2 separate regions of the Homo sapiens genome follow, and region 1 is linked to region 2. The links are chromatin contacts, found by Hi-C or POLR2A ChIA-PET in ENCODE. All regions are on one chromosome and are shown on one strand. Each heading gives the region's core, a stretch centred on a gene start or an enhancer-like site at or near the end of the contact. The rest is flanking DNA. Distances are from core to core; before and after follow the strand shown.

Evidence for each region. A loop is a pair of places that touch in the nucleus more often than their neighbours do. ChIA-PET counts read pairs that join two places held with the same protein, here RNA polymerase II (POLR2A). Pooled maps may share reads with other maps.
Region 1: a map of cardiac septum shows a loop between it and region 2 (4-fold over the local background). The contact joins the promoter of KANSL3 here to the enhancer-like site in region 2. A Hi-C loop is called at or near these places in 1 of 168 maps with a recorded cell type or tissue (cardiac septum) and 7 of 50 pooled maps. POLR2A ChIA-PET finds 5 or more read pairs at or near these places in 1 of 52 experiments (SK-N-SH).

What each region holds. Positions count from the first base shown.
Region 1 is chr2:96,636,676-96,640,670 of GRCh38, forward strand. It overlaps KANSL3 (KAT8 regulatory NSL complex subunit 3), which reads right to left and starts at 1,637. Exons shown (of 21, transcript NM_001115016.3): 1 at 1,608-1,637; 2 at 246-510. The coding sequence starts at 460. RefSeq lists a silencer at 1,357-1,566.
Region 2 is chr2:96,905,428-96,909,453 of GRCh38, forward strand. All of the region lies in intron 12 of FAM178B (family with sequence similarity 178 member B), which reads right to left. Among named protein-coding and RNA genes, the nearest start is that of SEMA4C, 37 kb to the left of the region's middle. RefSeq lists an enhancer at 1,245-1,840. Within about 2 kb of position 2,409, at least 23 of the 41 ENCODE cell types and tissues checked have a DNase peak (open chromatin) inside an H3K27ac peak, as active enhancers do.

The DNA of each region.
Region 1 (3,995 bases), core at 387-2,886, 270 kb before region 2:
TATCTAAGTGGAATAGGTTGTCTGCTTTTCATTTGCACGTCTTGCTTTCCTAACTCTTGTTAGCTGTCTCACAGAGATAGCCACATTCAAGCCTGCTATCCTTATGCTGCTTAAGAGATGCCTGAATTTAACATCCAAATGCCTCATACAATCTCCCCCAGTCAATCCTGAGAAAATCCTCTCTAAATTCCCATCTGATCACTGCCCAGTGAGGTTACCAGCAGCCCTTAGAAGCCCCAACTCACATGGTACTTTCGTGCTGCCGCCGGGGAGTGACAAAGAGCATGCGGGTGGGGCGGGCACTACTGGCATCTGGGTGGGCACTCCAAGGCTTGGCATAGCTATGATCCAGAAAAACCAGGTCCAGCTCCCGTTCATGCACTGAAAGCTGGAAGAGCAGCGAGGTGCCCATGCGTCGAGCTGAAGTCTGGAAGTCCCTCTCCCCACCCCGGTGGGCCATGTCAGTGGAGGGGCAGAAAGTCAGAGCATGGGTATCTGCATGCTAGTCACCTGCAGTGAAAAGTTTCAGTTTAGGTCAATTCCAATATCCTAAATTTCTCCCAATCTACACCATCTAACATGCTTACTTTTGTAACCTACTATCATTCCTATTGAGTATCCATTTCACGGCAGACCTCTGGTGGGGACGGTTCGTGGAATCCCACACCAACACCAAAAAAAAAGAAAAAAAAAACTATGGTGCCACGAGTTGTCCCATACTCAACCTCTAGCGAACTGAAATTACCTAACGGGAGAGCTCACCGACCCCAAGGTTCAGAAAGACCTCGCGTGGACAGACAGTAAACTTGCTTGGCCAGCACCACTTCCTAGGTGGGCAGGAAGGGTTTTGACAAACAGGAAATCACAAATATGAATTCGTTGAAAGCTAAGGATCTCTGTTGCTTCACACCATCCTCTAACGACAATGCGAAGGGAGCCGGGGCCGCAGCTAGAGCGTGGGCACCCCTAAAGGGCAGGGCAACGCCGGCCTCAAAAAAGCGAATCCCAGCTAGGGCTCCACTTCTTCAAGCCTCTCGTATTGTGCGAAACAAAAGTTCTGTTAAGTACTTCGTAATATTCCAGAGTTGTTTACATAAAAATGAAAACTGCCCCCCCAACAAAGCCTGTGACAAAATGATCCCCGTGGAAGCCCTTTCACCCTCACCCCCAGTGAGGCGTCCCTAGCAAACCGCCCAGGACCCCGGCTGCCCCGCAGGCGTTCCCGCCACTGAGCCTCCACACGGCCCATCTAGGAGACAGGGCTATGACTCGCATTTTACAGACGAAGTCGCCAGCTCGGGGAACTGAAGCGATTTGGCCAAGGTCATCCAGAGTTCGCGACGAGGAGGAGCCGCCTGGCCCCCGCCTCCCGCCTCCCGCTCCCTGGGGCAGGGCTCGGCGTCCGCGTCACGGAGGCCCAGACGCGGCCCCTGCCAGCCCGCCCCCGGCCCGACCCGCCCCGCCCGACCAGCACCGGCAGCCGGCCCTAGCCCGGGCCCCCGCATGCCCCGGGAGCCCTGAAGCCCTCGCCGAGACCCCCGGCCGTCCCAACCACGGCCGCGATCCCCACGGCCCGCCACTCCCCTCGAAGCCAACGCTGCTCTCACCCGCGGTCTTACGGCCGCGCGCTCGGCCACGGCCGGATCCCTAAGCGCGTGCGCGTTAACGCCTCCACGCCCCGGCGCTGCGGGCACCGAGTAAAACGCGGAAGCGGGTTACGGCCTGGGAAGGGAGAGGCGGTGAGCGGCAAAGCCCGGAACGGATGAAGCTCCGGCGCCTCTGTCCGGAAGAGGAGAGCCAAGAACACGCGAGCATGTCCGAAGCAGAAAGTCAACAACTAGGCTGGAGTTTCCCCCTCGCGCATATTCAGTAGGGAAAGCGAGGGCGGAGGACTAGGCTGGCTTCTACGGCCCCAGTTCTCGCCACCCCCACCGTGTTGGTCCTTTGTGCCCTCTGGGCGGTCGAGCACCCAACGGTCCACCTCCACCAGGGCAGCCACCTGAATTTACTCATTAAGAATTTACCTAATGTGGCTCACGCCTGTAATCCCAGCGCTTTGGGAGGCCTAGGCGGGAGGACCTCTTGAGCTCAGGAGTTTGAGATGAGCCTGGCCAATATGATGAGACCCCCGTATCTACAAAAAATTTTAGAAATTAGGTGTGTGTGATAGTGGTGTATGCCTGTAGTCCCAGCTACCCGGGAGGCTGAGGTGGGAGGATCACTTGAGTCTGGGAGGTCCAGGCTGCAATGAGCCATGGTTGCACCACTGCACTCCAGCCTGGACGACGGAGTGAGACTACGTCTCAAAAAAAAAAAAAAAGAATTTTGTTACTGACCCTAGATTGTTTTGTGTGGTTAACTTTCCTATGTGTTTTGTGTAGAGAGAGTAGATCCTCAAAATCAGGGACATTAACCTTTGTATCCTCCAGAGAACATACACCCAGAACATAGGTAATTGTTCAAATGTTGACTGATCAATAATTGGTTATTTGGTTGACTGACTGACAACATGACATCAAGAGACATGAGACAAGACAGCAAGAGACATGGTTCAAGATGATAAATCTCACCCGGGATCTGTGGCTCATGCCTATAATCCCAGTACTTTGGGAGGCCAAGGTGGGAAGATTGCTTGAGCCCAAGAGTTCAAGACTAGCCTGCACAAAACAGTGAGACTTCGTTTCTATTTAAAAAAAGAAATGGCCGGGTGCGGTGGCTCACGCCTGTAATCCCAGCACTTTGGGAGGCTGAGGAGGGTGGATCACGAGTTCAGGAGTACAAAACCAGCCTGGCCAACATAGCGAAATCCTGTCTCTACTAAAAATACAAAAATTAGCCAGGTGTGGTGGCGCATGCCTGTAATCCCGGCTACTCGGGAGGCTGAGGTGGGAGAATCTCTCAAACTCAGGAGGCAGAGGTTGCGGTGAGCCAAAATCGCGCCATTGCACTCCAGCCTGGGCGACACAGCAAGACTCTGTCTCAAAAAAAAAAAAAAGATAGGTACAGACATGCAAACACTCGAAACATTCAGAAAGCCACTCAAAGCTGTGTTCCACAAAGATGAGAGGGTAAACTGAGAAGACGGAAGGCATAGGATCGGGGAAGCAGGGTCTAACACAAGAAGCAGACGAGGAATTCTGAAGGTGATGGCAAAGAGTATCCCAGGACAATAGCTATGCTGCAGGACTGGGGACCACTAGTCTCAGCTGGGGGAGAAGAGAAGACCAGGAGGGAGAGCCCCGGGGAAAACAATAAAACTGGGAAAATGCCTCATAGATTTGAAAAAATCAAGGAATGCTATTTAAAAGTGCTGTTTAGAAATATGGAGCTTAAGGCCATAGAAATTATCACAAATAGAGCAGCCCCTGCCCCACCTCTCCCTACCCTTAACTTTGTCTCCTGGGCGCTTGTTTGGGGCCAGGGTTCTGCTATTTCTCTACTTATATTCCCATTCCCACTAAAAACAGATTTGTATCTTTTCTCTGCCCCTTCCTTTCCTCAGCACACCACGTTTATCATTTTGTTTCATTCTTTGCCAATTTAAGAGGTGATAAATGGTATCTTATCCCATTTATTTGCTTATTAATGAGTTTTTTGTTTTGTTTTGTTTTTGTTTTTTTGAGACAGAGTCTCTCTCTGTCGCCCAGGCTGGAGTGCAGTAGCGTGATCTCGGCTCACTGCAACCTCCACCTCCCTGGTTCAAGCGATTCTCCTGCCTCAGCCTCCCGAGTAGCTGAGACCACAGGCGTGTGCCACCATGCTCGGATAATTTTTTGTATTTTTAGTAGAGACGGGGTTTCACTGTGTTAGCCCGGATGGTCTCGATCTCCTGACCTCGTGATCCGCCCGCCTTGGCCTCCCAAAGTGCTGGGATTACAGGCGTGAGCCACCGTGCCCAGTGAGTTTGATTTTTTTTTTTTACATCTTTTTTGGCTTTTGAAACCAATTTGGCAAAGTCATAAATTGTATTTCATTGTATTTCTTTGATTATTAAC
Region 2 (4,026 bases), core at 1,159-3,658:
CACACCTGTAATCCTAGCTACTCGGGAGGCTGAGGCAGGGAATTGCTTGAACCCGGGAGGCAGAGGTTGCAGTGAGCAGAGATCACACCACTGTACTCAAGCCTGGGCGACAGAGCGAGACTCCATCTCAAAAAAAAAAAAAGAAAAAGAAAAAGAAAAAAAAAGTTCAGCTGGAAGGGAGATAGGATTGCTAGATTTAGCAGATTAAAATATAAGATGCCCAGTTAAGTCGGGTGCGGTGGCTCATGCCTGTAATCCCAGCACTTTGGGAAGCCGAGGTGGGCGGATCACCTGAGGTTGGGAGTTCAAGACCAGCCTGACCAACATGGAGAAAACTCGTCTCTACTAAAAATACAAAATATATATACACAAAAATATACATATATGTGTGTATATATATATATATATATATATATATATATATATATATATATTTTTTTTTTTTTTTTTTTTTTTTTTTTGAGATGGAGTTTCTCTCTTGTTGCCCAGACTGGCATGCAATGGTGCGATATCGGCTCACCGCAACCTCTGCCTCCTCGGTTCAAGCGATTCTCCTGCCTCAGCCTCCGGAGTAGCTGGGATTCAGGCATGTGCTACCACGCCCAGCTAATTTTTTTATTTTTAGTAGAGACGGGGTTTCTCCATGTTGGTCAGGCTGGTCTTGAACTCCCTACCTCAGGTGATCCGCCTGAGTGTTCTGCCCACCTCAGCCTCCCAAAGTGCTGGGATTACTGGTGTGAGCCACCGCGCCCAGCCAATACTTTTTCTTTTTCTTTCTTTTTTTTTTTTTTTGAGCAGGAGTCTTGCTCTGTTTCCCAGGCTGGAGTGCAGTGGCGGCATCTCAGCTCACTGCAAGCTCCGCCTCCTGGGTTCAAGCGATTCTCCTGCCTCAGCCTCCCAAGTAGCTGGGATCACAGGCATGTACCACCAAGCCCGACCGAAAATAATTTTTCTGGCATAAGTTTATCCCATGTGATATGTGCATCGTGTCTAGCAACCCTGAGAGGGACCAACCATTCCCCTCCATGCCTGACTGTGAAGGCCTGATGTGAACCATCGTGGGGGTGCCCTGACCCTGGGCCCCTTCAGCCTCAACCCCCTCCTGTGCAGCACCACTGTGTACTCACTCAACACTTCCCACTTCCCCCACACTGAGCACTGAGGAAAGGCAGCGCCCACCCGGACTGAACCATGGGATAACTAACAGAAGCCCCTTATCCCCTCTCTACGGCCCCTACAACAGACCCCCGTGGGTGCAGGCCACCCCGTGGCCCCACACCCAGAGCCCCAAGCTTCAGGTTCTCCCCCACGCACAGGCCTTCGCCTCCCTGTCAGACAGGGCCAGCTTTCCAGCTGTTTGGGAGCCCCAGCAGCAGCTGGGCCGGGAACACAGTGGGAGGTCAATGGCCCCTCTGAGCTGCTCCACAGTGAACTCAAAGCCAGTCAGAAGTCTGCATCTGGGCTTCATTAATCCAAAACTTGAGGCCTGCGCGGGAGCTCGTTTACTCGTTTACTCACAGCGGGCGAGGAGGGCCTGCCCGGCCCGGGGGTGAGGGGAGCAGGCAGGCCGGCAAAGCAGTGCCAGGGGTGGTTCCAGAAGGGAAGAGGCGGGCAGGGTGGGTCAGGATGGGGCTGTTATCCAGAAATGAAGAAAAGCACCACAAGAAGCACCAAGAGGGTGCATGGATGAAAAGAAACCCACATGTGAGTGGCGAGCCCCCTTGCTGTCCCCGCCTGCCCACTGCCTTTCATCCTGATGGCCCTCCCCGCCTTTTAAACCCCGTCCTGCATTCTTAGTTCCCACTGGGACACAGCAAGGAGGGGGCAGGGGGCGGGGCGAGACCATTTTTTTATTTTACAGACTGAGAACTTATTCCATGGAGAAGAAAAAGAAAAGCCTCACCCCACCACCACCCAGACTGTGCAGGGCACAAGCAGAGGGGCTGGCTGAGGCTGGCTGTGGGCTCTCCCTCCCATAGAAGAGGCCTGACCCCACCTGGCAAGGCCTCCCCGGAACTCCAACCAGGTTCAGAGGAGGAGGCAGAAGCCATGGGGCCATCCCAGCCACTGTCATATAAGGCAACAGGCTCCAGCCCTGGCGTGCACCAGCCAGGCCAGGCTAGGCCAGGCCAGCTTCTGCCTCCGCCCTGTCCCCCTCCACCCACCAAGGGCCTCCACAAGACCAGGACACTGGATTAGCACTCAGAGGAGTCGAAGGCACTGAGACATTCACAAATGACTTTTCCAAACCCGCAGCAGGGCCAGAAGTGGAATGCCAGCGCTCTGCTTCCTAGCCTCCGCAAGGGGCACCCAGGAAGGCAAAGGCACCAACCACGTGGGCTGCTGGGATGTCGGGCAGTGACATAGGCCAGCACAGCCCCTCTGGAGCCCCTTGTCTTCACTCCCTGGGAGGAGAACTGGGCCCTGCCAAGACTGAACTGCCCTAAAAGGCTGTCAGGCACCTGGCCAAAGGCATGAGCTGCCTTTTCCAGTCTCCAGGGCAGCTCAGGAAGCAACGGCAGTGGCCTGTTCCACCGTGGCAATGCTGCCTGACATGCTGCCTCAGGGCGTCCGCCTGGCTCGCACCCCGGGCCTCTTGTCCATCAGGCTGCCTGTCAGCCACCTGCTCGGCACTCCTTCCCTGGACTCTTCATTGCGCACTTGCCAGGTGGGAAGAACAAGGGGGTGGGCTTAGAAGCTGGTTGTCCCTCCCGGGGGTCTGCAAGCCCACAGCCACCAGACTGCCTGGTCATCCACAGACCAGTCTGAGCACACAGAGTGTGGACGGGAATAGACGGCGGGACACAGTCGGCCACAGACCCAGACGAGTGGACCACCACAGGGCAACATGAGGAACCCGTCTATATATAACCACGCACATTGACGTGGAGAGGCCCCACAAACCAGGTGTTGAGCCAAGGAAGCCAGACCCAAGGGAGAATGCTCTGCATGGTCCCATTTATATAAATGTTTAAAAACAGGCAAAATTGGGCTAGGCACAGTGGCTCACACCTGTAATCCCAGCACTTTGGGAAACTGAGGCAGGAGGCTCATTTGAGGTCAGGAGTTCGAGGCCATCCTGGGCAACATAGGGAGACCCCATCTCTCAAAAACCAACCAACCAACAAAACAGGTAAAATGAATCTATGTGATGGAAGCTGTGAAAGTGATTACCTCTGCAGGAGGGAACGCCTGGCAGGGGCCTGATGGGGCTTCTGGGGAGCGGCAGACATTCTGTCCCATGGTCAGGTGGTACATGGATGATCTCTTTTGCAAAGGGCACGAAGTGTCCACCTATGATATGGGTCCTTCCATTCACACGTATTATAAGTAAATTAAAAGGTACACATGAACAATCATACCAACTTCCATTCTCATCTCCCTCTTTGTATGATAAAAATCACAGAACCTCAGGCTTAGAAAACACCTTGAAGTCTGCTGGGCGCAGTGGCTCTCGCCTGTAACCCCAGCACTTTGGGAGGCTGAGGTGGGAGGATCACCTGAGGTCAGTTCGAGACCAGTCTGGCCAACATGGTGAAACCCCGTCTCTACTAAAAATACAAAAATTAGCCGGGTGTGGTGACAGGTACCTGTAATGCCTGCTACTTGGGAGGCTGAGGCAGGAGAATCACTTGAACCTGGGAGGCAGAGGTTGCAGTGAGCCGACATCACGCCACCGCCCTCCAGCCTGGGCGACAGATCAAGACTCTGTCTCAAAAAAAAAAAAAAAAAAGAAAAAAGAAAAAAGAAAACACCTTGAAGTCACCTAATCTAGCTTCTGCATAGTTATCCATTTTAATTCTCTTTGCCACACCCCCAATAAGTGTTCACTTCAGCAAAGGAAGTGCAGTATCTGCCAAGACAGCCCAAATTCATTTACCGGACTAACCAAAGGAAATCGTTCCCATATTTTGCCAAAACCTGCCCTTCTGGGACTTCCACTCAAAGCTTCTGGATCCTGTCCTCTGGGGCCTCCAGGAGGGAGCTCTCCGCCAACCTAGGTCCTCTACGCTTGGAAGAAGTTGC